Regions from separate parts of the Homo sapiens genome. Here region 2 is linked to region 1. Evidence: read pairs that join two places in POLR2A ChIA-PET (ENCODE). Cell type or tissue: A673. All regions are shown on one strand. Links, peaks and the distances in the headings refer to the core of each region. The heading gives the core; the rest is flanking DNA.

Region 1 (16,430 bases), core at 4,010-12,009:
GTTGAAGAAATCCAATACATTTTGTTTCATTTTGAACACATTGTTTTCCTTAGATCTTCTAAAACAGGATTTAACCTATTTCGCTTGTACTATATCTCTCTCCCTCTACTCTCCAGGCCCTCAATATTCTACTGTTGTTCAATATGTGTTAATTATAGTACTTGCAGTTGTTCTCTGTAATGGAAAATTCTATCATTATCTATGTTATCTTCTCTCCCAGATTTCCCCTCAGCTGCAGGACATGAAGTAACAAGAGTGGGAGTGGTTGGAACCAGCTTATATACACTTTCACGTGAACTCTAATACATAACATTATTCCTGATAAACTGATAGTATTCAAGCTTAAGGAGCCAATATATAAAAATTCATTGTAGGGGAAAAAGATAACTTAAATAACATGGTTTTTAGTATATGGCAATAACCAAATTAATGCTGCAACTTTTCTTTATAAGAATGTAGCCGGATTAAAATGTTAAAGAAAGAGTATAAATAAGCTAGAAGATGACGGTGGGATGGGGAGCATTTTTGGCAAAATTGAAATACCCTGAGGAAGAAAAGTACACAGTATATTTGATATGTTGAAAGAACTCCAATATGGCCAACACATAAAGAGCAACATAAAAGTGATAGTGATTACTGTTGTTGTTTTTTTTTTTTTTTTGAGGAGTCTTGCTCTGTCACCCAGGCTGGAGTCCGGTGGCACAATCTTGGCTCACTGCAACCTCTGTCTCTTGGGTTCAAGTGATCCTCCTGCCTCAGCCTCCCAAGTAGCTGGGACTACAGGCATGCACCACCATACCTGGCTAATTTTGTATTTTTAGTAGAGACGGGGTTTCTCCATGTTGGTCAGGCTGGTCTCGAACTCCCGACCTCAGGTGATCCGCCCGTCTTGACCTCCCAAAATGACGGGATTACAGGCGTGAGCCACTGTGCCTGGCCACAAAGTTCTATTTTTTTAAACACAAATGCAACATAATTATTATTATTTGAGATGGAGTCTCGCTCTGTCGCCCAGGCTGGAGTGCAGTGGCGCGATCTCGGCTTACTGCAAGCTCCGCCTCCCAGGTTCATGCCATTCTCCTGCCTCAGCCTCCTGAGTAGCTGGGACTACAGGCGCCCACCACCACGCCCGGTTAATTTTTTTTTTTTTTGTACTTTTAGCAGAGACGGAGTTTCACCGTGTTAGCCAGGATGGTCTCAATCTCCTGACTTCGTGATCCGCCCGCCTCGGCCTCCCAAAGTGCTGGGATTACAGGAGTGAGCCACCGCGCCTGGCCCACACTTTATATATATATATATATATATATATATATATATATATATATATATATATATATACACACACACACACGCTTTGTATATACATATATATGTGTGTGTGTGTCTATATAAATATACATATATATACATATATACATATATTTACATATACATACATATATATACATATACATATATATACATATATACATATATTTACATATACATACATATATACATATACATATATATACACATATATATATATATACTGGAAATATGGAAATATAGTTTCCAGTTTATATATACATACATAAACTGGAAGTAAATTACCTAAGATTAGCATAATGACTAAGTCAATAATGGTACATCCATTATTAAGTAACCATCAAAAAATGATTCCTACTGGTGGTAGCTCACATCTGTAATCGCAGCACTTGGGAGGCTGAGGTGGACGGATTACTTGAGACCAGGAGTTCGAGACCAGCCCAGCCAACCTGGCAAAACCCAGTCTCTACTAAAAATACAAAAATTAGCTGGGCGTGGAGGCACTCACCTGTAGTCCCAGCTACTCGGGAGGTGGAGGTTGCGGTGAGCTGAGATTGCGCCACTGCACTCCAGCCTGAGCGACAGGGCAAGACTGTCTCAAAAAAACAAAACAAAACGAAACAAAACTTAGCTCAGTATAATTTTTCTAAATTATGATTAAGGGACCAGGGTCCGAGTCTGATGCCTATAATCCCAGCACTTTGGAATCCGAAGCAAACGGACTGTTTGAGTTCAGGAGTTCAAGACCCGCCTGGGCAACACGTGAAACCCTGTCTCTTAAAAAAAAAAAAAAAAAAATTTAGCTAGGCATGGTTGCATGTGCCTGTAGCCCCAGCTACTTGTGAGGCTGAGGCAGGCTGGGCGCTGTGGCTCATGCCTGTAATCCCAACACTTTGGGAAGCCGAGGTGTGAGGATCACGTGAGCCCAGGAAGCTGAGGTTCAGTGAGCTGTGACCATGCCACTGCACTCTAGGCTGGGCGATGGAGGGAGACCCTGTTTCAAAAAATAATAAATAAATAATAAATTAAAAAATGATTAAGATATGAAATTCTTAATAAAATTCTGTGAAGCCCATAAATAATACTTTCATAAGGTTTTAGATATGAGAGAACTAGAAATGAGTTTGTAATTATTAAATCAGGTTTTAAAAATAATCCATCTAATGGAAAGCACTGAGGCAAGAAATTTATTTATAGTTCTACTCTAGCCATGTCTGACATCAACCTAAAAATTCCAACTGAGATTTAAGAATTCTAATATCGAAAATAAACTAGAGGAAAAAAAATGTAGGGATAATAATTCATATAAATAAATGTCTTCAATATTGGGATAATTATATCCATCATTCAGCATTGTTTAAATGAAAATAAATAATGGGTATGAAGTGTCTAACACAGTGCTTGGAACACAACAGAAATGGTCATTCTTACTGACAATACCAACCTGTAGTATTTTAACTTCTATATCTGGATTATGTTTAGTGGGTTGTTTTTTTGTTGTTGCTGTTGTTGTTGTTTTGAGTCAGGGTCCCTTTCTGTCACCCAGACTGTAGTGCAGCAGCGTGATGATAGCTCACTGTAAACTTGAACTCCTGGGCTCAAGTGTGTCTCCTCTGTCAGTCTCCCAAGCTCTTGCTATGTTACACAGGATGGGCTCGAAGTCCTGGCCTCAAGCAATCCTCCAATCTCAGCCTTCCAAAGAGCTGGGATTACAGGCATCAGCCACCAAGCCCAGCCTTGTTTACTGTATTTTACACTGTTACACTGTGATAGTAGTTCTACACACATGTAAAGACTGCTTGTCAGACTAAATAATGTTATGTACCAATATTAAAGGACTGGCCAAAAATTCTCTTGATAAAAATAAGCAGGACAAATATTCAGCTATATGTACTTTTTTTTTTTAATGTGTAAAAGATCAGAGAGAGGATATTTACTAAATTTTCTCATTCTATAGATGAGAAAACTGAAGCCCCAAAGGGTCAGGTTGTCTAAACTTCTATTCCTAGTTGATGACAGAACCTACTTAGAACAGGGATACTTGCCTTATCAGGGATGAGTTTTCTCTAATTAAGAAATCAGGCCTGGTCCGGGCACTGTGGCTCACGCCTGTAATCCCAGCACTTTGGGAGGCTGAGGTGGACGGATCATGAGGTCAGGAGATCGAGACCGTCCTGGCTAACACGGTGAAACCCTGTCTCTACTAAAAATACAAAAAATTAGCTGGGCATGGTGGCGGGAGACTGTAGTCCCAGCTACTCGGGGGGCTGAGGCAGGAGAATGGTGTGAACCTGGGAGGCGGAGCTTGCAGTCAGCCGAGATCTGCGCCACTGCACTCCAGCCTGGGTGACAGAAGAGCGAGACTCTGTCTCAAAAACAAAACAAAAAAAGAACTCAGGCCTGGGCGCGCGGTGGCTCATACCTGTCATCTCAGCACTTTGGGAGGCCGAGGTGGGCAGATCACCTGAGGTCGGGAGTTCAAGGTCAGCCTGGCCAACATGGCGAAACTCCATCTCTACTAAAAATACAAAAATTAGCCAGGCATTGTGGCGGGCGCCTGTAATCCCAGCTACTTGGGAGGCTGAAGCAGGAGAATCGCTTGAACCCAAGAGACGGAGGTTGCAGTGAGCTGAGATCAAGCCACTGCACTCCAGCCTGGGCGACAGTGAGACTCCGTCTCAAAAAAAAAAAAAGAATTCAGGCTGGGTGCAGTGGCTCATGCCTGTAATCCCACCACTTTAGGAAGCTGAGGAGGGAGGATCGCTGCAGCCCAGGAGTTTGTGGCTCTAGTGAACTACGATGACAACACTGCAATCTAGCCCTTGTGACAGAGCAAGACCCTGTCTCAAAAAATAATAATTCAAATGTATAATATTGATTAGTAAGAACTTAGAAAGCAAACAGAAGATACTTTGTCTTGAACTATGAAAACTGCTCAGAGTATGCTTCAGAAAGAATTACTGGCTATCATGTTGCTTCTCCTTTTAGCTTCATGATACTGGATGTTCATAATCAAATAAATAAGATTATTTAGGTTGAGAAAAATCTCATGGGTTGGGCAGCAGAACAAATTAATAATCTTCAAACAGATCTTCCCTTTACAGATATGATCACAGAAAACTAGAAGTTGTCAGTGACTTAGAAGGGTCTAGAGAAGGCCAAGCACGGTGGCTCACGCCTGTAATCCCAGCACTTTGGGAGGCCGAGGCAGGTGGATCACCTGAGTTCAGGAGTTCAAGACCAGCCTGACCAACATGGAGAAACCCTGTCTCTACTAAAAATACAAAATTAGCCAGTCGCAGTGGCACATGCCTGTAATCCCAGTTACTCGGGATGCTGAGGCAGGAGAATCACTTGAACCTGGAAGGCGGAGGTTGAGGTGAGCCGAGATCATGCCATTGCACTCCAGCCTGGGCAACAAGAGTGAAACTCCGCCTCAAAAAAAAAAAAAAAAAAAAAAAAAAAAAAAAAAAAAACCAAAAACAGAAGGGTCTACAGAAAGCATAAAGATGTACTGAGAGAGAGAGGAAGGGAGACAGGGAGGGAGAGGATCATTGCTAATGCATGATGCAGTCTACCCTAAAGTGGGAAATGATGGGAGAAGCCAAGAACAGCAAAAAATAGCCAAGGCAGAAATAAACATACTTTATAAATAGATGAGGGAAAAGGGGTTACGTGTGTACATGCATGTGTGCAAAAAAATAAGGAGATTAGAAACAGTCTGGTGGTTCCTTAGAAAGTTAAACATGAGTCAGAAAGGCCATATTTAAGAAAAAAAAAAGGAAAAAGGTAGACTTATTTGAACAAGCAATTTCACTCCTAGGTATATACTCAAGTAATATTAAAACATATGTCCACCCCAAAACTTGTACATAATTGCTCATAGCATCATTATTCCTAACAGGCAAGAAAAAGATGGAAAAATCCAAATGTCCTGCAACTGATGAGTAGATTCACAAAATGTGGTATATATACAATGGAATACTATGCAGCCATAAAAAGGAATGAAGTGCAGATTCATGCTACAACATGGATGAACCTTAAAAAACATTACAGTGGGCCGGATGTGGTGGCTCACGCCTGTAATCCCAGCACTTTGGGAGGCTGAGGAAGGCGGATTGCCTGAGCTCAGGAGTTCAAGACCAGCCTGGCCAACACGGTGAAACAAAAAATTAGCCAGGCGTGGCGGCGTGTGCCTGTAATCCCAGCTACTGGGGAGGCTGAGGTAGGAGAATCGCTGGAACCCAGGAGGCAGAGGTTGCAGTGAGCCAAGACTGTGCCACTGCACTCCAGCCTGGGTGACAGAGTGAGGCTCCATCTCAAAAACAAACAAAGAAACAAACATTACAGTGGGTTGGTGGCTCATGCCTGTAATACCAGAACTTTGGAAGGCTGAGGCAGATGGATCACTTGAGCTCAGGAGTTTAAGACCAGCCTGGGCAACGTGGTGAAACCCTGCCTCTAACAAAAATATGAAAAATTAGCAGGGCATGGTGGTGTGCGCCTGTAATCCCAGCTACTCAGGAGCCTGAGGTGGGAGGATTGCTTGAGCCCAGGAGGTAGAGGCTGCAGTGAGCTGAGATTGCGCCACTGCACTCCAGCCTGGGCAACAGAGCAAGATCCCATCTCAAAAAACAAGCAAACAGAAAACATTACAGTAAGAAGCCAGTCACAAAAAACCACATATTAAGTGGTTCAATTTATATGAAATGTCCATGAGAGGAAAATCCAGAGACAGAAAGTAGATTAGTGGTAGCCTAAGTTGGGGGGAAATGGGGAGATGGTAGGAGGATAGCTAAAGGATACAAGGTTTCTTTTTGGGGTAATGTTCATAATTGATTGTGGTGATGGTGGCACCACTAAAAACCATTGAACTGTACACTTTGCTGGGATACAGTGGCATGATCACAATTTATTGCAGCCTCAAACTCCTGGGCTCAAGCAATTCTCCTGTCTCAGCCTCCTGAGTAGCTGGGACTACAGGAGTGCACCACTGCGTCTGGCTAATTTTCTTTTTGTTTAACGTAGAGATGAGGACTTGCTGTGTTGCCCAGGCTGCCTCAAACTCCTGGCCTCAGCCTCCCAAAGTGTTGGGATTACAGGTGTGAGCCACCATGCCCAAACTGAATTGAGTTGTATGGTATGTGAACTGGATCTCCATGAAGTTGTTAGCGAAAACAAAAACAAAAACCAAGGAGAATAATTGTGGCAATGCAAACCTGAAATGAAAAAACAACCAGCGCCAAGTGTGGTGGCTCACGCCTGTAATCCCAGCACTTTGGCAGGCTGAGGTGGGAGGATCATTCAAGCCTGGGTGATTGAGGCTGCAGTGAGCCGTGGTCATGTGCCACTGCACTCCAGCCTGGGCAAAAGTGAGACCCTGCTTCAAAACAAAACAAAACAAAACAAAAATGAAAAGAAGCTGGGCATGGTGGCTCACGCCTGTAATCCCAGCACTTTGGGAGACAGAGGCAGGCAGATCACCTGAGGTCAGGAGTTCGAGACCAGCCTGACCAACATGAAGCCCCGTCTCTACTAAAAATACAAATTAGCTGGGTGTGGTGGCGGGTGCCTGTAATGTCAGCTATTCAGGAGGCTGAGGCAGGAGAATTGCTTGAACCCAGGAGGCGGAGGTTGCAGTGAGCCAAGACCGCGCGACTGCACTCTAGCCTGGGCGCGACAGAGAGAGACTCCATCTAAAAAAAAAAGAAAAGAAAAAAGAAAAGAAAAAAACACCCAAAAGTCAGTGAGAAAACAGGCAAGACAAAGTACCTATCTCAGGTATCTAAAAGGCTGAGTGGAGTTCAAGTGTAGTGAGCTATGATTGCACTCCAGTCTGGGCAACAGTGCAAGACTCTGTCTCTAAAAGAAAAAGGAAAAGAAAGGAAAAGAGAAAAGAAGATAAATGTTCAGAAAGTGACTTGCTTTTGATAATACTTGTTCAGTCTGTTACACTGTGCGGTAAAACTTGGTGTTTAAAATTTGCTAAATGCTGTGGCAAACATTCATTGTGTGAATTATCTATTTCGTACGGTAAAATGCCCACTACATGAAAGAATGGCATCACTGTAATTATGCCTAATTCATTTTTGTATCCCCTGCAGCACTTAGCTTGATGCCTTATACACAGTAGGCATTCAATAAATATTTGATGAAGGAAACTAACCATCATAGCCAGAACTTGAGGTTCTGTAATTACAAAACATAACTGAAGCCAAATTTTAGCCATTAAAAAAAGCAGAATATTATATTACATTTAAACATTTTAGTGAACCTTTAAATGAGAATTTTAATTGTTACCAACTAAAATATACATAGCATAATTTAGTAATTTGATATGAAAGCTAAAAGATCCATCAGAAAGATAAGGACATTTTGGGAAATGCTTAGAAAATGCTGTGATTTTATTCATAGTATATACACCACAAAACAGACACTTTCCATTATTTTGATTACTTCAAAATTTAAAATCTGCTTGTTTTTCAATTGATTTTTTTCATGACAGATGCTGAGTTCTGACCCATTTTTTTCCCCTGACAGTATCAATAGGCTGCCCGACTACATGATACAATTGTTTTTAGCATTTAAATTTAAGACTATGGCTCAGTGTTTGAAAAATAAATAAGTTAACAAAAGAGAAACATTATTAGGAGGAAAATGAAAACATATTCACCACATGATAAAAAAAATCACTCCTTAAAAATCAATAAGTGGTGTGAGCATTATTTCACTTAACCTACTTGGAAGCACTATAATACCAATATACAAATAAAACAGAACCCATAGGTAGCCTGGAATGATACAGTGGCCATCACTAATTAGGGGCTAGTTGACAACATAAATACAAATAAATGAAATTACAAATTAAAAAAAACTTGTTTTTAGCTTAATTGTTGGTGCAGAATGTATGGCGGGGGCTGGTTGTCTGGCAGCCGCTTTAGCTTTGCTCGCTTGGCTTGCTCGAACGGCAGTTTCTAGACGCACTTTCAACTCAGGAGCAGCCCCCATTACTGTCTTGAAAGCATGTGGATACAGAGGTCCAATATGCATTAAATTCTGGAGTGCAAACTCATGAAGATCTTTGGAAGCTGAACTTGCTGAGGCAAAAGAATTTTCATCCAGCAGGTAAGATATCAAAGTGGGAACTAAAAGAGCAAGTAGCTGGACTCCTGTAAATAATAAAGTATGAAAAAAGATCACAAACATAAGGATTATAATAAACTTTAAAAACTAGGCAATTGCCATGGAAGACTGAACATAATAAAATATAAGTACACATGCACAGCCTACTTTAGACCTCAATAACTCGTAATTAATATTAAATATTTACTAAATGTACAAGCTGGAAACCAGGTTTGTTAATATTGTATATTTTACATTTATATTAATTTGCTTTACTTAAAAAAAAAAAAGGGCCAAAGGTTAAAAAGTAATAAAACACTTTACAATTGCCACCTGGTAGAATGTATCTTGAGAGTAAGATTATAAAATTTTTACGGGCATTCTAGAATCAGGAGATTGGAGTGAGGAACAGAAACCTGAAAAGCATCTATTTACCATTATTTAACTAACACTAGTTGTTTCTTTCCTCTTTAAGTAGAAATACAATACAACTTTTTTCCTATTTCATCATCCCCCAAAACTCACAGTGAGGGGAAATTCCTCAAAACTAAGGGAATACATAAGCTTAGGGTTAAAAAAACAAGAACCTATGTCCGACTGATATAAATTCCAAGTCCTTAAAAAAGTATTTATTTGGAGGCTTCATCTCCTTTTGTTAGTCTTTTGTCTTTACTTATATTAACAACTCCATCCTGGGATATAAGTTTCATTAAAGGTGATTTTTTTTAACAATTAACCTTTATATGTAATTGTGTGTGTGTATAACATCTCATAATCACATTGAGAATTACGCGTTCTCCCCCTTAATTACTGTTAATTTTTGTAGAATGACAACTGACGCAATTGTAAGGCAGGAGGAAGCATCTGGTAGAGAATGTGTGACACTCACTGATGTCAGCAAGGACAGTGATAATAATCAGTGAAGCCTTTCCAGAATCCCAGTTCCACCCTGGACCTTACTCCCTATTTTCTTTCCCTGCTGTATTTTTTTCTTCACAGCTCCTATCAATTCCTGCATCTAACTATAGATGTTATATCTACATCTAAAATTGATATATCCATCATCACTATATAAAATTGCACAAAGATACATGTCTACATATAACAGACACAGATACACACACACACACACACACACACACACACACACACACACACACACACGTATAGGGGACGAGAAGTGTTTATTGTCTGTGTTTTCCTACCAGAAATGTAAGCTCCATGAGATCAGGGACCTTTGCCTGTTTTATTTCACGAGAAATTCTCAATGCCTAGAACACTACCTGGTACACAGCCATCCAGTAACTATGCTTTGAATGAATAAACATACATACTCTTTCTCTTGGCAACTACCCAGAAGTTTCCAATTAAATGGATTTGTTTCCATATTAAGTTTTCAGAAAAGAGGTAAAAAGCTTATTTTTAAAGTCCCAGGTAAATCCTCCAATCTTCTAGATTTAGTTCAATTTCCCTCATGTACAATGTTAATAGTATTATAGGGGTAGGCGCGGTGGGCTCATGCCTGTAATCCTAGCACTTTGGGAGGCCAAGGTGGGCGGATCCCCTGGTCAGGAGTTTGAGACCAGCCTAACCAACATGGAGAAACCCTATCTCTACTAAAAATACAAAAAAAAAAAAAAAATTAGCCGGGCATGGTGGCGCATGCCTGTAATCCCAGCTACTAGGGAGACTGAGGCAGGAGAATCGCTTGAATCTGGAAGGCGGAGGTTGTGGTGAGCCGAGATCGTGCCATTGCACTCCAGCCTGGGCAACAAGAGCGAAACTCTGTCTCAAAAAACAAAACAAAACAAAACAAAAAAACCCAAAAATATTAGCTGGGTGTGGTGGCACATGCCTGTAATCCCAGCTACTCTGGAGGCTGAGGCAGGAGAATCGCTTGAACCTGGGAGGCAGAGGTCTCAGCGAGCAGAGATCGTGCCATTGCACTCCAGCATGGGCGACAAAGCGAGACTCCCTTTCAAAAAAAAAAGTTAATAGTATTATAAAAGCTGGCTTTCATAATAAAAATAAAGTAGAGAATTATAAAATATATATAAAATTATCTTCAGTATATTGGCTTGCTAAATTGGAAGAGGTTTCAATAGTAGGTTTTCAACAGTAGGTTGAAAATTAAGGTTTTGGTTTTAACAATTTTAAAATATAACTGGAGGCCGGACGCAGTGGCTCATGCCTGTAATCTCAGCACTTTGGGAGGCTGAGGCGGGTGGATCACCTGAGGCCAGGAGTTCGAGACCAGCCTGGCCAACATGGTGAAACCCTATCTCTACTAAAAATATAACAAATTAGCTGGACGTGGTGGCAGGCGCCTGTAATCCCAGCTACTCCTGAGGCTGAGGCAGGAGAATCACTTGAACTCGGGAGGCGGAGGTTGCAGTGAGCCAAGATCAGGCCACTGCACTCCAGCCTGGGCAACAAGAGTGAAACTCTGTCTCAAAAAAAAAAAAAAAATATATATATATATATATATATAAAACTGGAAAAAATATAAGTTATTTAAGTATTCATCAAATATCTAGAAATATGCTAAGCATTATAGGAAATGTTACATAATTTGTTTCTACCTGGATTCTTTTATTATCTAAATGAAAACAGTAGACAGCACATAGAACAATTAGAGTACTAAGTGCTAAAAAACGTGGGTAGCATTTCCGTATAGAATTCACCAAGAGAATCACAAAACTGAGGAATACTTTGGGATTTTATTTGGTTGGTTACAAATACCAAATAAATTCTATGAAGGGTAAAATCGGAGTGAGCTACGCAATTAGGCAATATTTCTCAAAGAAAAGATCTAATGTAGGTTTAATAGATTTGTATAAGAAAAAAATAAGAGAAAAAACAACTGAAGAAAGTGAAAATAATATGAACAATGTAAGCGATTAAAAGGAGCACAGAAAGGAAACTGGTCTGGTCAGGTTAGTAGGTACACGTTGGGGAGCAGAAAAAATATTTTGAAAAGCAAGCAAAGACGTTCAGACTTGATGCTGTAAGGAAAGAGTAAACTTTTCCAAATTCTTAAGCAAAGGAGAGATAAAATTACTTTAGGTAAATTTGATGGGGAATATCAGCTAGGAAAACTATTATAGTTATCTATTTAGGAGGTGATTAGATATAAGAATAAGGTGCAAGTTTCTCTTGAAACCTAGAGAAATTTCAGAAAGAAATGGGACAAGATTTGAATAACAGATTCAATAAAGATGATGAACAAGGAGTCAAATATAATTCTAATATTTTTAGCTTATAACCTTGGTCATGCAGGGTGAAAAAACATATACTGCCCATTCTTATACCGGATACTGTAAAGTTGACAACAAAATTAACATCTGTAAATGGGATGAAAAAAGTTGAACGACTTAAATTCAAAAGCTGAAAATTTACCCTCTTGGAATCATGTAACTATGTAAAATATGAAGTGAAGTATAAAAATGTTGCCATCAAATTAATATGATTTACATTCATTCATTTATTTGATGGTATCCTCCTAATGAGTGTCATCTTATTTCACCAATGAGACTTGTGTGCCTTTGGTTTTTTATGGCATTTAGTCTTAGATTCAGTTTTAATTTTAAAAACAGGCAAACTGCTTATTCTACCTCTTAAAAGTCTTGTTAGAGTACAAAACATCTGTTATCTGAGTAGTGAAGCAGTCCATTAAAAAAATGAAGAAATCACGATGGTGCTTTTTTTTGGTTTTTTTTTTTTTTTTTGAGACAGAGTCTCACTCTGTTGCCCAGGCTGGAGTGCAGTGGTGTGATCTCGGCTCACTGCAACCTCTGCCTCCTGGGTTCAAGCGATTCTCCTGCCTCAGCCTCATGAGTAGCTGGGACTACAGGCATGTGCCACCACTCCTGGCTTTTTTTTTTTTTTTTTTTTTTTTCAGTAGAGACGGGGTTTCACCATATTGGCCAGGCTGGTCCTGAACTCCTGAACTCGTGATCCATCCGCTTTGGTCTCCCAAAGTGTTGGCATTACAGGCGTGAGCCACCACACCTGACCAATGGTGCTGATCATTGCTACACCTCATTAATAATGCTACAAATTGGTCTGGTTGATAGTTGAAATTACAATGCTTTGGTTGTTTTATATCTTAAACTGAAAAAGGGTCATTTATTTCAAAGATATTGCTAAAGCCTAACTAGCTATTAAACTATATTTAATTATACAAATGATATATATATTCTTACTGTCAAAAAAATCAAACAATACAGAATTAAAAAAAAAGTTCCCTTCCCTATCTGTCCTCATGCTAAATTTAACTCCAAATTAGGGTGCCTGTAAAGGAATTGATCCCAAGAGTCAACTCAAAAATATTTTAAATACTAGAACGCAATAAAACTTAGTGCTGGGATTACAAAGTGAGTAAGATTCAGTCCTCATCTTTATGGAATTTACAATTAGTAAAATAAAAATACAAATAAAGTTATTTTGATTTGCCAAACATAGGCCATGTCAGTCATAAAATTTTTGCCTAAATAACCTATATTGTTACTAATTTCAACTAAATTTATCAACTTCTCCAAACACTGCCTTTTCTGACTTTCCCAATTTTGATGTTGTTTTCATGCAACATAGTAATACTTGCTTCTTTTCTTTTGCCTTCTATAACCAGTTAATCATCAAATCAGATAAACCTTTCTTCCACTTTCTCCTCTGCATTCTTTTCTTCTACTGGCATAGTTCTGGATTATTATTTTATAGAGGAGCTATTGAAATCGCTTTTCAAAAATCTCCACTACTTTTCCAATTTTCTGTGAAATGTTTTTAAGAGAAGAGGAAAAAATTTTTAACAGAAAAGAAAAAACAGGTACAGTTTGTAGGTGGAGAGCAATGTGACAATATAGATTAAAAGTCTTTTTTTCTTTTTTTTGAGATGGAGTCTCGCTCTGTCACCCAGGCTGGAGCCCAGTGGGGTGATCTCAGCTCACTGCAACCTCCGCCTCCCGGGTTCAAGCAATTCTCCCGTCCAGTCTCCCGAGTAGCTGGGATTACAGGCGCATACCACGAGGCCTGGCTAATTTTTGTACTTTTAGTAGAGACAGGGTTTCATCATATCGGTCAGGTTGGTCTCGAACTCCTGATCTCAGATGATCTGCCTGCCTTGGCCTCCCAAAGTGCTGGGATTACAGGCATGAGCCACCGCGTGCAGCTAATTTTTTGTATTTTTAGTAGAGATGGGGTTCCACCACGTTTGCCAGGCTAGTCTTAAACTCCTGATCTCAAGTGATCTGCTCACCTTGGCCTCCCAAAGTGTTGGGATTACAGGCATGAGCCACTGCGCCTGGCCAATTAAAAGTCTTAAAATGTGCATTCCCTTCTCTCCAGTCATTTCACTCTTAGGAATCTGACAGAAATAATTTAAGAATAAAGATGCTCATCTCGGCCAGGTGCAGCGGCTCACGCTTGTAATCCGAGCACTTTGGGAGGCTGAGGCAGGTGGATTACTTGAGGTGAGGAGTTCAAGACCAACTTGGCCAAGGTGGTGAAACCCCATCTCTACTCAAAATACAAAACTAAGCCAGGCGTTATGGCACATGCCTGTAATCCCAGCTACTCAGGAGGCTGAGGCAGGAGAATCACTTGAACTTCAGAGGCGGAGGTTGCGGTGAGCCAAGATCGTGCCACCGCACTCCAGCCTGGGCAAGACTTTGTTTCAAAAAAAAAAAAAAAGCTTCATTTGTGATCTTGAAAAATTAAAAACAGCTTAATGTTCAATCATAAGATACTAGTTTAAAAAGTACAGTCTGTCTACAATTAAAAATCATATTTTGAAGGACAAATATTGTGATAAAATCAAAGCTTAAGTATTAAGGGAATAAAGAAAATATATTAAACTGCATAAGTTTCTGGTTAAATGGATGTATGCAGTAGTTTTTCATTAAATTAAAAAAAATTCTAAATAACAAGTTTTGAGATATTTTAATAATTATGTTTGGTATTAATACTTAACTGGTTATATTTGTTATAAAGCTTTTATACCTCTATTATGAAGATTAGAATATATTATTTTAAAACCCTATGAAATGGGCATGGTAGCTCACACCTGTAATTCTAGCACTTTGAAAGGCCAAGGCAGGTGGATCGCTTGAGTCCAGGAGGAGTCAGAGACCAACCTGGGCAACATGGCAAAAACCTGTCTCTACAAAAAATACAAAAATTAGCCAGGCATGGTGGCACATGCCTGTAGTCCCAGCTACTCCGGAGGCTGAGGTGGGAGGATTGTTTCAGTGCAGGAGGCAGAGGTTGCAGTGAGCCAAGATGGTGCCATTGCATGCCAGCCTGGGTGACAGAGCGAGACTGTCTAAAAAAAAAGAAAAAAAAACCCTATTAAACATCTATATTTTTCCTAGATCTTAAGGGATGCATACATTCCTAGAAAAAAAAAAATCGCTGTGTTGAAATGCCATTGGCAATTCATTTGAACTTCCTGCTCAAAAACAAACAAAGAAAAAAATCAACTCACTACATTATGTAACAGAAGCAAAGGCCTGGTTTTTTTTCTTTTCTTTTTTTTTTGAGATGGAGTCTCGCTCTGTTGCCAGGCTGGAGTGCGCTGGCATGATCTCGGCTCACTGCAACCTCCAACTCCCGGGTCCAAGTGATTCTCCTGCTTCAGCCTCCCAAGTAGCTGGGACAGCAGGTGTGCGCCACACACCCAGCTAATTTTTGTATTATTAGTAGAGATCAGGTTTCACTATGTTGGCCAGGATGGTCTCGATCTCCTGACCTCGTGATCCACCCACCTTGGCCTCCCAGAGTGCTGGGACTCCCAAAGTGTAAGCCACTGCGCCCAGCAGGCCTGTTTCTAATATCAAATAAGATTTATATACAATACAGATCTTCATTCTGAACTAGTAGCTTTTTATAAGAATATACTTACTGTTTTGTTCTTCACCAAGAGCAACCAGTGTTTCAAGAACTTTTATTCCTTCTTGAACCGCTAAAAGCTCTATGTTACTGGCTGGTCTGTTTCTTTCAACAGCTTTTAGCTTTTCAACCACTATTGGAGCTAATGAATGAATATAAGGAGTTGAAAGGGCACGATTGGAATGCTGGAAGACTGAGAGGAGAAGCTGGTAACATTTGGCTTGAACCTATATAAGAAGAACATATTATCAATTAACATGTGTATAGTTCTTATTTGCTCTACAATCACATTGCATCTTACTATGTACTGAAAATAAGTGATACTGCAGGACAAAAATGGAAATTACATTTTCTACTTAGAGAAATGGAGTAGAATAGAATTTTGTGACAAAAATTAGTCAAAAATGTTCATATATTTTAATGACCAAATCACCATGCTTATACAATTCCTGTATTTCTTTTTTCTTTTTTTGAGATGGAGTCTCGCTCTGTCGCCAGGCTAGAGTGCAGTGGCACCATTTTGGCTCACTGCAATCTCTGCCTCCCGGGTTCAAGCGATTCTCCTGCCTCAGCCTCCCAAGTAGCTGGGATTACAGGTGCGCACCACCACACCCAGCTAATTTTTGTATTTTTAGTAGAGACGGGGTTTCACCATGTTGGTCAGGACGCTCTCAATCTCCTGACCTTGTGATCTGCCCGCTTTGGCCTCCCAAAGTGCTGGGATTACAGGTGTGAGCCACCATGCCCGGCCAATTCCCATATTTTAATACTGTGAAATAAGTTAGAAATCAGTTATTCCCACTTCTGTTTTTAATTCTTCCTTTAATGTACAATTGTCCCTCCCATTTTAACCAAATATATTTACTAAGGAAGGTTAAATATTTGAATGATCTGAAACAAAGCTATAAAAATACATTGCTTAGATATCTCAAAACCACTTGATTCCCTGGAAATGACTGTTAACAATGTAAGGTTTCCAGACCTAGAAAATAAAGTCTTACTGGCTCCACTTTGTATTAGAAAGGCTTCAGATTAACACTTTTTTAAAAAAATGAAGGAAGGAAAGAAGGAAGAGAGGGAGGGAAGTCCCACCAATATATGGGACACAGTGGAAG
Region 2 (16,430 bases), core at 5,063-13,062, 91 kb before region 1:
AACTCCTTCCTTACATACCAGTGGACAGCCAGGACACTCCAGGACTGATGAGGCAGAGCAATAATAAGCATCACTGTTACCTGATTGTTCCTAAGGAGCCTTAGAACTTAAGACTATAGGTCACGTTTCCATCTGGCAACTAAACCTTCCTAGCCCTAATCAGCTTTTACCAAAAAACAAAACAAAACAAAACCCTGTGCCTTTTAAATGTGACACTGCCTTCTTTTTTTTTTTTTTTTTTTTTTTTTTTAAGACAGAATCTCACTCTGTCACCCAGACTGAAGTGCAGTGGTGTGATGTCAGCTCACTGCAACCTCCGCCTCCTGGGTTCAAGTGATTCTCCTGCCTCAGCCTCCCAAGTAGCTGGGACTACAGGCACACGCCACCATGTCCAGCTAATTTTTGTATTTTTATTTGAGACAGGGTTTTGCCATGTTGGCCAGGCTGGTCTTGAATTTCTGGCCTCAAGTGATCTGCCCACCTCAGCCTCCCAAAGTGCTGGGATTACAGGCGTGAGCAACTAAACTGCACCCGGCCCTGCCTTCTGAATTATTAAAATAAAAATAAAGTAACAAAATTATAGAGCACACACAGCATATGAACATTCTTTCTGAAAGTGGACTGAAGACCAAGAAGTATCAGTTATAGACAATTAAATATACAATCTATCTCTTAAATGTTTTTTCTATTTCCAAAAAACCTGCACTGAGGGGGAAGGCTTAGGACCACTGCTGCAGATAGTAAGTTAAACAAACATTCAATGCTTGAGTTTTAAAGTTCCTCACTATGTTTTTTATCAAGGACATCTTCTGTGGCTTACATAATGCTTTTGTACATCTGTCATTTAGTAAATAGTATATATCCTACCTCTATTATTAGAATTCTGCATAATTCATGTATGGCCTGAGATGAAATCTGATAAACTTTTTGAATTATGAGAATAAGAGAAAAACTAACTTTTCTCCTTATCTAGACCTGATTTTGGGATTAATGCAACTGATTAGAAGTCTCATACCTATAATGTCAACAGAATGCATCTCCTAGTGATCAACATACCTACTAAGGACCATGACCTCACATCTGTAATTCAAAAGACATCAAATAAACTTTACATCTACAGTGTGATGTGTTGATTCTTTGTATGGGTAATAAATTCCAAGTGCTATAATTGACTCTAACAAATGATTAACCATGTACTGGTCAAAAATTTCACTGAAGAAGTATTCCAATCGTGAAAATCTAGATACATCTAAATCATATCAGTTTATGTCTCTCTAAAATGTAATTTATTAAAAAAAAACAAGAAAAAAACATATGATTATGCTGTGGCTTTTTCTCAGGCTGTGTTGATCAATAAATAATAATTTGAAGAGACAATGCAAATATAGTATTTAAATTCAGAATTTTTTAAATAAGTATTTAAAAATATACATTAATCATAATTACTTTTATGTCATGCTGAATTTTCAGCTAATATAAATATTTGATTGTTTTAAGAGACAGGGTTTCAGTATGTCACCCAGGCTGGAGTGCAGTAGCTATTCACTGACTCAATCATCACGCACTACAGTCTCAAACTCCTGAACTGCGGCTGAGCCCAGTGGCTCATGCCTGTAATCCCAGCACTTTGGGAGGCCGACGCAGTTGGATCACTTGAGCCCAGGAGTTTGAGATCAGCCTGAACAACATGGCAAAACCATGTCTCTACAAAAAGCATAAAAAAGTTATCTGGGCATGGTGGCATGTGCCTATAGTCCTAGCTACTCAGGAGGCTGAGGTGGAAGTATCACCTGAGCCTGAGAGGTCAAGGTTGTGGTGAGCTGTGATTGCGCCACTGCACTCTAATCTGAGTGACAGAGTGACAGCCTGTCTCCAAAAACAAACAAACAAAAAACAAAACAAACCTCCTGGGCTCAAGTGTCCTCCCACCTCAGCCTCCCAAGGAACCACCAGGCTCAGCCTAAATATGTACTTCAAAATCAATTTCCACATACAAGCATTTTACACATTTATAAACAGATAAATCAGACCTTGTGTCTAAAAGAAAGAACTGTATTTATATACCATAAGATTACACTGCAAAAGACTAAAAATAACCTAAATATTCAAAAGTTTCATATCAAGTCTACAATATAATATACAATCTTAAAATTATCATTATGAAAATCATTTGTATGATTTTAAGAACACAAAATAGAATTATTATACATGATGTAGAATAATGCATATTTTTATATAGGTATATTCTATACCTGTATAAAAAGTATATACATGTGAGGCCAGGCATGGTGGCTCATGCCTGTAATCCCAGCACTTTGGGAGCCCAAGATGGGCAGATCACTTGAGGTCAGGAATTCGAGGCCAGCCTGGCCAACATGGCAAAACCCCATCTCTACTAAAAATACAAAAAAATTAGCTAGGCTTGGCGGCAGGTGCCTGTAATCTCAGCTACTCAGGAGGCTAAGGCAAGAGAATCACTTGAACCTGGGAGGTGGAGGTTGTAGCGAGCCAAGGTCATGCCACTGCACTCCAGCCTGGGCGATAGAGCGAGACTCCATCTCAAAAAACAAAAAAAAAGTATACACATGTGAACCAAGACTGAAAGGGAACAAGTTAAAATAGCAGAATATGTGACTAGACTTTTAGGTGACTTTATCCCCTTTTTCAATTATCATTAATAAATTGCTTAAATATTTATATGAGTTTCAAAGTAAACATTTACTACCAATTTACAGACTGCTAATTTTTCCAATGTTGGAATGGTATATATAGGGCCATGGGCATCAGTGGAGCCAGCGGATATTTTAAACCAGAATTTAGAGTTGGTTTTTAAGTGTATGCACCTTCTCAAGTCTTGAAGATTGAAGTTGGAATCAAACTCCCTTGAATGTAAGAAAGCTTGCATTTGGGGAAAACTATGCAGATCAAACATCTGCAGAATAAAGTTCTCTCTAATAGGAGAGGCCTTTCTAATGAATGAATTTAAAGATATACATCCAAGTGCATTTTGTGCTCCAGAGTATCTTAAATACTTACCTTCATCTGCCCTATTAATTTCATGTTCAGGAAGCCTGGAGCTGCTGGGTCTGGAAGGTGAACCCACAGATGGCTGCAATGAAGGAAGTTCATCAACATCTCTCAAATTAGCAAGCATATCTTGTAGTTTTGACCTATTGGGCCCTAGCCAAAAAAAGGGGGGGTGGGAGGAGATAAAAAAGAGAAAAGAGAATTATCCAATTGCATCAAAATGGTATTATAAGCCTTATTTTCCATCTGTCAATATTTACCTTTAAAAATATTCTACTAGATTAATAAGAATTATTTTCAAGTTTTCAAATTACTGTAAAAGTTTATTTCTTGAAAAGAATTATACTTTTTAAATTAAGCAAATGGGATATCACTATTTACATAAAAAAGAATGCTCGTGTCCAGTTAGACCATGAAAAATAACATTCTTTAGCCACTGAATATTGCTCTAAATGCAGCCAGATACAGATTGTGAGCCTACTGTGCACTGAATTAAACAGTAACATCCCTGTTTGTTTAAATTAAGTTGCATTAATTGCCTTACATCCTGAAGCTATGGTACCCGAGGTGAAGTCTCATGCCCTACCGATTACTTACCTAAACTTTGATTCTTCATTCTCCCACATCCCTGTTTTGACTGTTTTATATAGGATAGAGGCTGAAACAGATCTTCAGTAGTTTTTCCTGTTACAAGTTTAATTAAGAATGGGAAAATCTTACCCAAAGTCTGTTATGGTTTGTTCCTATACCAGCAAAGAATACAACTATTTTTAAGCAATTTTTACTAATGCCTAGAAATGTATTTCAAGATGGTATGATTGGAGTACAGGATTTGACTGGAAATATCTCTACTAGACCACATTGAAAAGACTCAAACTTTTCCAATGAGTACTAGTTCAATTAAAAAAAAAAAATTTATGGTGGTTTATAACTCAATGCTTTATATATCAATTCAAAGCATGGCTTCAGTTCTATTTTTATCCTAAGTCTTTACTTGTTCCTAGATTGCTATTTTATCAAGATAACATGAACTGAAGACATTAAACAAAATGTGCTGAAATGTGTAGTCCCTCTCTCTTCAATGAAAGATGTTAAAATTTCTCCCTTACAGTGTCATTTTTCTTCACCATACTAAAAAAAAACCATGTGCTAGATGTCTGAACACATTTTAATCCCCCGATTTAAGAAATCCAATTGCTTCTATTAGTAGGAATATTGTTCCAGTCAAATGGTGCAGTTTCAGTTAAATTCCAACTACAGCAATGCCTTGATATTTGACAAGAACTGAATAACCAATGGAAAAGTAGATGGATTGTGCCTAAGTCCTGGTTACCTTTCCAACTAAAGGATCTTTTGTATTTCAAGACATTCATTTTTGTAGCATAATGACCTAAAGAAAAATATCAACATTAAGTTAATCTGGAAATTATTTCTCACATATGACATTCAAATTTTCCTCAAAATTTCAGTTTAACTGGTTTTTTGTCATGACTCTCAAAAGCCAAGACAAATCATCTCCCTATGCTTGTTAAGATTAAATTGTCTATCAGTAAGTATATTTGGCGAAAAGGTATGAAATGTGCTTATGTTTTAATATTAATCTTTCTCATTCTGATTTAATCTATCTTGAGATAGCATTACAACATCATCTCTCATTATGTAATGGTTTAACATCAATAACAGACACTGACTTTTTATCAAATCAAGCTAAACGCTTGTAATTTCTAAAATATTTTAAATAAAGGTTTAAATGCTTTTAAGTAATAAAGTTTAAAAGAATGTCCTAACAGGAATGACTGGTCTTTAATAAGCTTTAGCATCACTACAGAGAGAGAAAAAGAAAAAGCATACCTTTCCAGTCTTTCGCAACTTTAAAATACATTTCTCACTAAGTTAGATTTTAATCTCACTTTATACTACCTTAACATCTCAAATAATCAAATTCCTATTACCATAAAAGGGAGGCCCATATTGTCAACGAGGGTAGAAACACAAGGAGGTAATTTAGCCTTGTTCCCCTAAGAAGATGATTTAAGACTGTTTTCAGGAATGGTTTGTAAGGTTTTGTATTTCCATTTTACATTCTTAACTAGATCCATTGCTAAACAATTTGCATAATGAAATAATTAAACATATATGATTCACAGGGCTAGAAATTTCCTTTTGGATTTTGTTTTTGATGTGGCATACATTAAAAAGGAAAAAAGGTCATTGGTAATAATGTTATAAGTAAAATTGGCCAAAAATGTTTAAATAGAAAATAAATATTTTTAGAAGTTATATATTTGACTCTGTGCCCTGTATAGCATATAGTGGTATGAGCAAATGAACTGCATGTTATGAACACATAGAATATTCAGGGGTAGAAATTAACTTTCTGTCACCAATGTCTAAAATTATAAGCAATAATTTTGGTGGATTGCCAGAGGGTCACACTAAATGAGTTATAAATTGTCAATGAAAAAGAAAAACATTGTTATAATTAAGCACAGGTACTTTTAAAAATCAAATTATCACTGTGTTTGAATACATAGCCCAACACTCATGAGGCTCTGGATTTATTATTGGGATATAGTATACATGATTCCATAAGTACATGTGGGTTGTTTTCTTTTAAGTTCATAATTAAATAGCTAATCATTTAATTTCAACCCCTGAGAGCAGGTGAAAAGGAAAGAGGTCAGGAGCAGAAATGAAAAAGAGTAAGTAGATTTAGGAAAACATTGAAAAAAAAAACTGGGGGATGTAAAGAGGCAAGATTTATGATTTACAGATACAATGTTTTCCACTTACTCTTCACCCCCTTTTTCCCCTTTCTCTCCTTTTTGTATTGTTCCTTGAGTTTGGTAATTACTCCCTGGTCCACATTCCAGGCTTCAGGCATGAGACACTGGTCTTCCTTTTCTAAACAGAGTGAAACAAATGAAACAGCCTTTTTCAATAAAATATTGAACACTCTGAGTCAGTATGTCTGAATGACGTAACAACCACTTTCTTTATAGTATCACTAACTTAAAAAAAGTCAGTTTATTCATTTTATATATATAAGTCACACAAAAAAATATAATCACTAAGAAGAAATGATCAGTGCAATTTCCTAGAATCAGTTTCTCCTGAAAGACACACACACACACACACACACACACACACACACACACACACACGGAAGATTTTAGTGATTTTTAGTAAATTAAGCACAAACACTTTACAATCAAGAACTTCTCGGCCAGGTGGGGTGGCTCACGCCTATAATTCCAGCACTTTAGGAGGCTGAGGCGGGTGGATCACATGAGGTCAGGAGTTCAAGACCAGCCTGACCAACAGGTGAAACCCCATTTCTAGTAAAATAAATAAATAAATAAATAAATAAATAAATAAATAAATAAATAAATACAAAATTAGCCGGGCATGGTACCTCATGCCTGTAATCCCAGTTACTTGGGAGGCTGAGGCAGAAGACTCGCCTGAACCCGGGAGGCGGAGGTTGCAATGAGCCGAGATTGTGCCATTGCACTCCCGCCTGGGCAACAGGAGCAAAACTCTGTCTCAAAAAAAAACAAAAAACAAAAAACAGAACTTCTCGTTTTCAGAATTCCTCTAGGACTAACACAAAAAGACTTTGTATTAATTTATGTGATGAGAGAAAATTTTTATTTAGGGATTGTACAAAATAAACGCCAATGATCTTTTAAAGAAGTTTATATTTTTGCCATGTGTTCATTAGTAAGTGATAATTTTTATTTTACAGGCTTAATACATAGCATTTGAAAAATTTATTAATCAACCTTCATTTAAAATTTACAACTTAAATGATGTTAGTTTATAAATTCTTAAAACAGGAAACTGAGTTTCTAGTAGTAAAGAAAATCAATAATCAATTGTCACTATTTCAAGAGAAGAAAATTTAAAAACTATGTTATGTATTTATATTTACTATAAAACAATGTAAATACTATATAATGCTATGTAAATGTTAACTCAGAATGCTAGCTTGAACCCAAGACTGATACATCCAACTGTTCATTCTACATTTCCATTAGGAAGTCTAACAGATACCTCCAAGCAAACATACAAAACCAAACACCCAACCTCTCTCCCCATCCAATCTGTTCCATCCAAAGGGTTCCCCACCTTATTTGATGACAATTCCATACGTGCACTTTTTCAGAGCAAAACCCATTCTTTCCCACTCCACATAAAATATATCAGGGAAAACTATTTTCTCTACCTTCACAAATATTCAGAATCTGGCTTCTCAGCACATCTACTACTACTCTGATCACTATGATCTCTTGCTAGGATTACTGCAATAATTGTTCCCCCTTCCCCATGTCTATTATCAACACTGGTTTCCCTGTGTAGTCTATTCTCAATGTAGCAGCCAAAGATGGTTTAAAATAAAAGATCGTGTCACCCTTCTTGCTCAAATCCCTCCCATGGCTCCCCATCTCACCACTGGTCTACATGGCTCAACATGATCTGGTCATTTCTTACTACATTCTCCCTAGAATCACTCTGCTCTAGCCACTCTGGCTCCCTTAAATTTCTCAGGCATGCCAGGGATGCTGCTACTATCTTAAGGCATTTGCACTGGCTTTCTTCTTCCTGAACACTTCTTCCCCAGATGGCCAATTCCCTCATCACGTCTTTTACTCAATTGTTATCTTCTCAATGGGGCTTATCATGGCCACTATATTTCATGGGTTTTTAATTTATATGTGTGTGTGTGTGTGTGTGTGTGTGTGTGTGCATTTATTTACTTATCCATTTATTTTTGAGGCAGAATCTCATTCTATCAAACCAGCTGGGGTGCACTGTCACAATCTCAACTCACTGCAGCCTTGACCTCCTGGGCTGAAGCGATCCTCCCACCTCTGCCCTGCAAGTAGCTGGGACAACAGGTGTGTACCACCATGCCCGGCTAATTTTTAAAAAATTTTTTGTAGAGATGAGGTCTCACTATGTTGCCCAGGCTGGTCTCAAACTCCTGGGCTCAAGCAATCTTCCCACCTCAGCCTCCCAAAGTGCTGGGATTACAGGCATGAGCCACTGCACCCAGCTAACCACTCTATTTTGAATTGTAACCTGCCTTCTCTACCCCACACTGACCCCAGCTCTCTCTATCTCCCTTACTCTGTACTTTTTCTACTTTCCATAGCATTTATCACCTTCTGACATACTATATCCTCTTAGTTGAATGTAAGCACCAGAAGAATAAGTATCTTCACCTAGAAAACCCAGCAAATAGAAAGCACTTGATCAATATTTGTTGAATGAATGATCCGAGTAAACCAAAGTGAATCATAATAAACAGAAATCTGTTTTTAATAATTTGAGTTTCAATCCAGTTTAGAAAACTGTTTCCTGGGCCTCTGAATATAATACTATTAAAAATCATTTTAAACAACATTTTTATATACTTAACTATAATCTATCAATAGGAGAAACATTCTTTATTTTCCCAGAAAGACATAACAATTAAAAATGTTAATTTTCATCAATCAGGTCTTAATAATAAATTAAACTAGATGGCTTTTGGGTCCCCAAATGTCTTCAGGTTTTTGAAGTTAAAATGTAGCCTTATAATCTTACTAGACTCATAAAAACAATAGCAATCATGGAAGATGTATGGTAAAATCTTTTTGCTTGCCAGAATCTAACCAGATTCTCAACCTAAGCATATTCTTCTTTTTTTTGGGGGGGGTGGGGGGGAGTAGAGTAGAAGACAGATGGAGAGAACCCTTAAAATCGTTTAAATGTTCACTCAATTAGACAAGATTTGCAACCTAGTTTTGTTAATTTGTTAAAAGTGAACCCTTTGAATCTGAATTATAAAATCCTAAAACATACAGGTCAAACTACTGGTAAAGAAACCTCCAGGAAACCGAAAGATTCCATTTACTCATGCTCACTAACAGAACTATCCAGCACACTACTAAAGAAGGAGACAACTCAGTTGTGAGAACAGTCAAGCATGTGACTCATATAATAGGCTAGGTAAAATGTACACACATGTATCATATAATACACTGAGCTATGACTCACACGTTAAAGTAAAGGAAGTTACACAAGGAACAGTGCAGCTGTCCTCGGAGAAAAACCAATCTCCGGTACCCTTGCAATATGATTCACAATTAAAATGACCAACTATATCTATGCAGATGTGTGATTCCTCAGAGAAAGACCTCAGTGTGGCACAGTAGATGCAGCTATGTTGGTGGACTTGCCTAAAATATGAGTAACTTGATACACAAGCTCAGTAGGGAATAAGACAGAATAAAGGCCTGTTTCACTTTAACATCTCCTTGGTTTCCAGACTTGTTTTCTTGAAAGAAAAGCCAGTCACTAGGTACCCACTGTATTCTTCAATGACTAAATAAGTATCTTTTATTTACTACAAAAAAAGGAAAAGAAGTGTCATTGGTACCATGACAGAGTCCCTGAAGGTAATGGCAAATTTACATGGTTTAAGCAAAAGTAAAGGCATATGAAAAATTTATTGTGTGCTATGGTTATAAAGTTACTATTGTCAATATTATCACTGCACCAGAAAACTTTTTTTTTTTTTTTTTTTTTTTTGAGACAGAGTCTCGCTCTGTCGCCCAGGCTGGAGTGCAATGGCGTCATCTTGGCTCACTGCAACCTCTGCCTCCCAGGTTCAAGTGATTCTCCTACCTCAGCCTCCCGAGTAGCTGGGATTTCAGGCACCCGCCCCAATGCCCAGCTAATTTTCATATTTTTAGTAGAGATGGGGTTTCACCAGGTTAGCCAGGCTAGTCTCAAACTCCTGACCTCAGGTGATCCACCCGCCTCGGCCTCCCAAAGTGCTGGGATTACAGGCGTGAGCCACTGCGCCTGGCCCAGAAAACTATTTTTTAATGATTCTTGGGCAAATGAACCTACCAATCATTCTAGAAAGTAATTTTCAACTGAACACTAAGGGCAAGAAGAAGTCAGCTGGACTTAGAAGTATAATCAGTTTCTTCCTCTCATAGGAAGCTCCAACATAAAAGCAAAATAATACACTACAGGTGACTATCCCTTACCCGAAATGCTTGGGACTAGAAGTATTTCGGATTTCAAATTATTTTGGATTTTGGAATATTTGTACTATACTGGTTCAGCACCCCCCAATCCAAAAATCCAAAATCCAAAATGCTCCAATGCGTATTTTCTTTAAATATCATGGCAGTGCTCAAAAAGTTTCAGAATTTGGAGCATTTCAGATTTCGAATTTCACATCAGGGATAGACAGACAGCCTTACTTAAGTAACTTACTTTAACACCTCAACAAGAAGAGTCATTAAAAGATTCAACAAATGGGACAGGCCTAGTGGCTCATACCTGTAATCCCAGCGCTTTGGGAGGCCAAGGCAGGCAGATCATTTGAGGCCAGCAGTTCAAGACCAGCCTGACCAACATGGTGAAACCCTGTCTCTACTAAAATACAAAAAATAGCCGGGCGTGGTGGCAGGCGCCTGTAATCCCAGCTACTCTGGAGGCTGAGGCAGGGAACTGCTTGAATCCAGAAGGCGGAGATTTCAGTGAGCCAAGATTGCACCACTGCACTCTAGCCTGGGCAACAGAGTGAGACTCTGTCAAAAAAAAAAGATTCAACAAATGCCCTTATTATAATGGTTTCTGATAAGTAAGGCGGGGTTGAGTCTACTTTGAATGCAAGGCAGAAAAATTAGCAACATAACATAATATCTCTTGTAGACCTTGTGCCACTGGGATTGTTCAATATTTACAGAGGAAGAACATTTCCTTGAGGTAAGCACAAATTAGTTTTACTGTAAAATGTTTCAGATGGAAAAAAGTTTACAAAAAATCTATTTTTGTCTGTTAAAAACATTAGGAAACCTTTTCCTTGAACTTATCTAGGAGAGTTTTCTTATCAGTCACTACATATAATGACCAAGCAATCATGAAGGAGAAAAAAGTTCAACAGAATTTTTAAATGAATGAGAGAAGGAAAAGGTATCTTACTTTTTTTCATTTTGGCTTTAGAACTCTTTCATTTTTCCTTCAGAGAAGAAATATACCAAAAAAATAGGGATTTAATTAGTATTTCTGATGTGTGTAACTAAAAACGTAAAAAAAGTTCTTCATTTTAAGTAAAACACACTAAGTAACATTTAGACAGAATTAATACCTGTGTCCCAGTCTTACAGGCTGTGTTCTAGTTCTCGAAGGTATATTAGAATCTGTATTTATCCTAAGTAAATTAACATAGAAACAGAAAACCAAATACTACATGTTCTCACTTATAACTGGGAGCTAAACAGTAGGCACTTAGGGACATAAAGATGGCAACAAAGACACCTGGGACTACTAGAGGCAGGAGGCAGGGAGGGCAGTAAGCGCTGAAAAACCAACTGATACGTAAGGGTACTATGCTCAGTACATGGGTGACAGTATCATTTACACCCTGAACTGCATCATCACGCAATATACCCAAGTAACAAACCTGCAAATGTACTCCCAAAACTGAAAGTTGAAAAAGAAAAAAACAAACAAAAAACAAAAAAACACTATTTATAAATAGGGTAATCTGTATAATTTGGGACATGTATCTTTTTTATTGAGAAGAACACTCAATATTGAAAAGATAACAATTAGCTGCAAATTATTTACATATATATGAAACTAAAATCTAATCTTCAGTTATTCACACAACATGAAGAAATAATTTTAAAATTCATATGGAGAATTCAAGTTCAAACATCATGAAAGGCTGGACCCAAACCAACAGATCCCTATCCTCTTCTGGGAAGAACATAATATAAAACCTAACTTTAAAAAAGTAAATACAAGGCTGGGAGCAGTGGCTCATGCTTGATATCCCAGCACCTTGGAAGGCCGAGGCAGGCAGATCACCTGATGTTAGGAATTCGAGACCAGCCTGGCCAACATGGTGAAACCCTGTTACTACTAAAAATACAAAAATTAGCCAGGCCTGGTGGCGCACACTGTAGTCCCAGCTACTCAGGAGGCTGAGGCATGAGAATTGCTTGAACCCGGGAACTGGAAGTTGCAGTGAGCCAGGATCACGCCACTGCACTCAAGCCTGGGTGACAGAGTGAGACTCGGTATCAAAAAGCCACTGCACTCCAGCCCGGGTGACAGAGTGAGACTCGGTATGAAAAAAAAAAAAGTAAATATACTGCTGAGCTAGAAAGAAAAACAATGAAAACTTTCAGGTGCCAGTAATAAAGCATAAACATAGCAGATCCTGCTGCTGCAACTCAGTCCTGGCTATAAGCCTTAATGCCTGTATAAAAAGTCAATATACAACTCTAAGTAAGATTTCTTTATATATGTTACAGACAATTAAAAATGTAATTTCAGTATGGCACTGCTTTCAATAGCAAAAAAAACCCCTAAGCGTACTTTTAACGATTTATGCACAACATTTTTACAGGAAAAATTAAATGACCTTTTTTTTATGAGACGGATTTTCCCCAAAATACTTGTTTCAACTCTTATTAGGTGTTTAAAATATTTGATTTTTTAGAACATTTTGAGAAGAAAAATTCTATGCCTTTTACGAACTGTCAAATCTTTATGATAAATGACTGACTACAATTTTTTAACTCATACTTCTTTTCGCATGTAAGATGTCAGCAATGAGATCTCCAAAAATCCTCCAACTAAAGTCTCATAATCAATTTCCACAAAAATCTAGATTTGCAAGTTCCACTGTCTAAACAGAAAACAGAGAATATTCTGTATAGTAATTCAAATTCTTTTCATACTGTATTGTTGTTGTTTTTTTTTCTTTTTAAATGAGGTAGTTATACAATGTTCCTTAAACATACACACACATTCACCCTGGATAAAGGGTGCTAGTAGTAATAAGTTCACAGAATGCTCAATATTTCAACATTATAGTTAAGATGTTGCCCTCCTGGTAAAATATTAATTTCTTTTATTTACTTAACATCTCTGGTTGGATCCAGTATGCTTCCTTACCCCAGTCTGTTCCATCGCCTGCACTTCTAGATTCATTGTCTCCTTCCTCTGATGTAACCAAGAAGTCAAACTCCTTTAGAGCTTCTTTTGTATCTCGATCTTCACCGCTGTCAGGCAATGCTTTTTTCCTAACAATCTAATGAAAAAACATGCTAAATTAAATAAAGGAGATAGTTTCCCTTTACCACTGAATAAGAAAATTCAATTATTTTCTTCAGAAAGTATACGTTTGTTGTGTTAAATAACTGTACTACCTAACTCAGTGAAAATCACATAGTTTTAAAAAATATGTACATTATAAATTTTAAAGCAGTAATTTAAACTTTGCTCAACGGTATTATGGCTTGTTTTAAGTAAACTAACGGAACCACATACTGAAATATAAGACATGTACTGAAATGACAGATATACGATTTACAAGGTTCCCATAATTATTTCTACTGTCCTAACCTTGCATCAGTTTTCTCTAGTAGCTCTCCATGTATTTATTTTTTTCCCTAAAATGTTGATCTTTCAGAGTACATCTAACTTAGATTTAACAACAAATTGGTAAAGGTTGCTATGGTTCATTTTTCTATATTTAGAAATAACTCTGGAATCACAAATCCAATTGAAGGGCTAAAACTTAAGCTGAATACATGCAGGGACAATTTTTGTGATCTACATGCCTAAGCTCTTTATGAACTGTCTCCATCTCAGTCACCTTTACCAACATGGGCCTAAAGAAATTAGGATGCTAGGTTTGCATTTTCTTTGAATAAGATTTCAATATCTCAGTTTCTCTAGACTTCAGCTTACTCACTTCATGCAAAACAGAAATAACATGATAGGATCAAATGTTATCGCTGGGCTATTGTGAGTGGCTTAAAATTATAAAAGTTTTACAGACAGACCAATAGGATAGACTAGAGAGTTGAGAAGTAGACCCCAAAGATGACAAACACGTGACTTGTATGGCCCTGTTCCCATGCTGTTAATTGGTATCATTCATCAATCACAGCATTCTTCTTCAAAAACAAGATACAGCCTCAGAAATCCTTCTCAGTACAGCACTCCAAGAAGCCACTACCAACAGAACAAAGGTGGCATCATAAACAACTCCTATCTAGCCTTAACTGTCCTGATACATATAAAAACTGTAAAGGAGTGGCCGGGCCCGGTGGCTCATGCCTGTAATCCCAGCACTTTGGGAGGCCGAGGTGGGTGGATCAAGAGGTCAGGAGATCGAGACCATCCTGGCTAACACGGTGAAACCCTGTCTCTACTAAAAAGACAAAAAATTAGCCAGGCATGGTGGCAGGCACCTGTAGTCCCAGCTACTCGGGAGGCTGAGGCAGAAGAATGGCGTGAACCTGGGAGGCAGAGCTTGCAGTGAGCCAAGATCGCGCCACTGCACTCCAGCCTGGGCGACAGAGCAAGACTCCGTCTAAAAAAAAAAAAAACACAATTGGATAGGAGAAATCAAAGGATTATTTAATGATGCTAGAATAATTTGTTTAACTATTTGGGATATTTTCCTAAAATCAAGAAATACTTCTATGCTTACAGCACCTCCCAATCTACCATCTAGCAAATCTATTAGACAAACAAACAAAAAAAGCAAGATCAGTGTGGCAGACTGGGAACAGAAAACCCGTGCTGAATGTGTATTCTTTTATAAATACAAACCATATTCTAATAATCTATTCTAATTTTCCCTAGGTAGCCAGACTAAGGTAGAAAGGTGTATCTGGGCCAGGTACGGTGGCTCATGCCTGTAATCCCAGCACTTTGGGAGGCCGAGATGGGTGGATCACGAGGTCAGGAGGTGGAGACCCTCCTGCCTAACATGGTAAAAACCCCGTCTCTACTAAAAATACAAAAAAAAAAAAAAAAAATTAGCGAGGCATGGTGGTGGGCACCTGTAGTCCCAGCTACTCGGGAGGCTGAGGCAGGAGAATGGCGTGAACCCAGGAGGCGGAGCTTGCAGTGAGCTGACATCACGCCACTGCGCCCCAGCCTGGGTGACAGTGCGAGACTCCATCTCAAAAAAAAAGAAAAAAAACAGGTGTATCTGAAGAGTTATGCCAACAGGACACCCCAATTCTCAGAGTTCCACATATAAATATATTGCCTAATCTACCTTCTTTTACCCTAGAGGCTTAATCCCTCCATCTTCTAGACTCTGATGAGTTGCCAGCTGTAATTCAGAGGGACCACCACCAACATCTTACAGAGTCCTCGTTCTCACTGCCTGACAAAAAGAGCAGGCAAAATCCATAAGAAGCATGTGGAACCTCAAATTCCAAGTATGAATATATTTTCAACATTAAATATTAGGTATTAAGTAATAAAAGCAACTCTTGGGGGGAAAAACTTGTTTCTAGTCTCACCACCTCAGTATAACCTTACAAAGAATAAAGATAAATGACATTTATTACTGTCATTGCAGATTACTATTTACTAAGTATCTCACTTTAAATAAATAAACCAAAAGTCCTCTGCTTTTAATGTTTGGGTAGAGAAGAAAAATGAATTGTGTTTACCACTGGAGAACAGGATCAGAATCGGAAGAGGTAGAGTTTGTAATAATAAGCATGTATTACTTTTCTTCCTGACATAGAAGGTTCCACTCCACTTCTACCTTCGATGAGCTTATAAATCAATTTAGGAAATTAAGAGAAAACCAAAGAAGTTATGGGTTGCACAGGATGCCTAAGTAGATTAGAAAAATGAATAAACTGTCACTTCAAAAACCATTAGGAGGGCCATGACACAAGGGGACGTGGGATTCTTTATACTGTGGCTAAAAAAAATAGTTAATAGCTCTTAGTTCCATTCTTTTTCCTCCTAAAGTTCCTGAATGTGGAGACTAAATGCTGCTGCAGAAGTTAGGCTTCACACAGTTTGAAACTGATCACTTTTTACATGCATGTATAATCTCAGAGTTGTTATTACACTTAACTGGTGATGACGAGAATACTGATAATGATGGCAAAGAAAAATAAGGGCCAAGTGCAGTGACTCACACCTGTAATCCCTGCACTTTGGGAGGCCAAGGCAGGCGGATCACCTGAGGTCAGGAGTTCGAGACCAGCCTGACCAACATGGAGAAACCCTGTCTCTACTAAAAATACAGCATCAGCCGGGTGTGGTGGTGCATGCTTGTAATCCCAGCTACTCGGGAGGCTGAGACAGGAGAATTGCTTGAACCCAGGAGGCGGAGGTTGCAGTCAGCTGAGATTACACCACTGCACTCCAGCCTGGGCAACAAGAGTGAAACTCCGTCTCAAAAAAAAAAAGAAAAATAAAATAAAATAACATTTTTAAAACTTGTTCTACTTGACATTTTAATAGGATAACTTTCAGCTTTTCCTATAGAATGCAGTAAGTTATGCTTATTCACTGCTACACAGAATTAGGTTGTTAAAGTCCTTTTCGGCATATAG

Evidence for each region. Peaks named below come from ENCODE experiments on the same cell type or tissue, not always from the same donor. Only the 100,000 strongest peaks of a DNase experiment are listed, where the experiment ranks them.
Region 2: POLR2A ChIA-PET joins it to region 1 with 12 read pairs; 4 of 35 experiments call an interaction of 5 or more read pairs at or near these places.

The regions. Positions count from the first base shown.
Region 1 is chr2:36,973,318-36,989,747 of GRCh38, forward strand. It overlaps HEATR5B (HEAT repeat containing 5B), which reads right to left. Exons shown (of 36, transcript NM_019024.3): 35 at 15,329-15,542; 36 at 7,578-8,477. The coding sequence ends at 8,173. Among named protein-coding and RNA genes, the nearest start is that of STRN, 15 kb to the left of the region's middle. In A673, for the core only: no CTCF peak of the experiment used is centred there; no DNase peak of the experiment used is centred there.
Region 2 is chr2:36,880,896-36,897,325 of GRCh38, forward strand. It overlaps STRN (striatin), which reads right to left. Exons shown (of 18, transcript NM_003162.4): 7 at 13,003-13,138; 8 at 5,821-5,931; 9 at 3,037-3,180. Among named protein-coding and RNA genes, the nearest start is that of STRN, 77 kb to the right of the region's middle. In A673, for the core only: no CTCF peak of the experiment used is centred there; a DNase peak (open chromatin) is centred at 9,066; H3K27ac peaks cover 520 bases.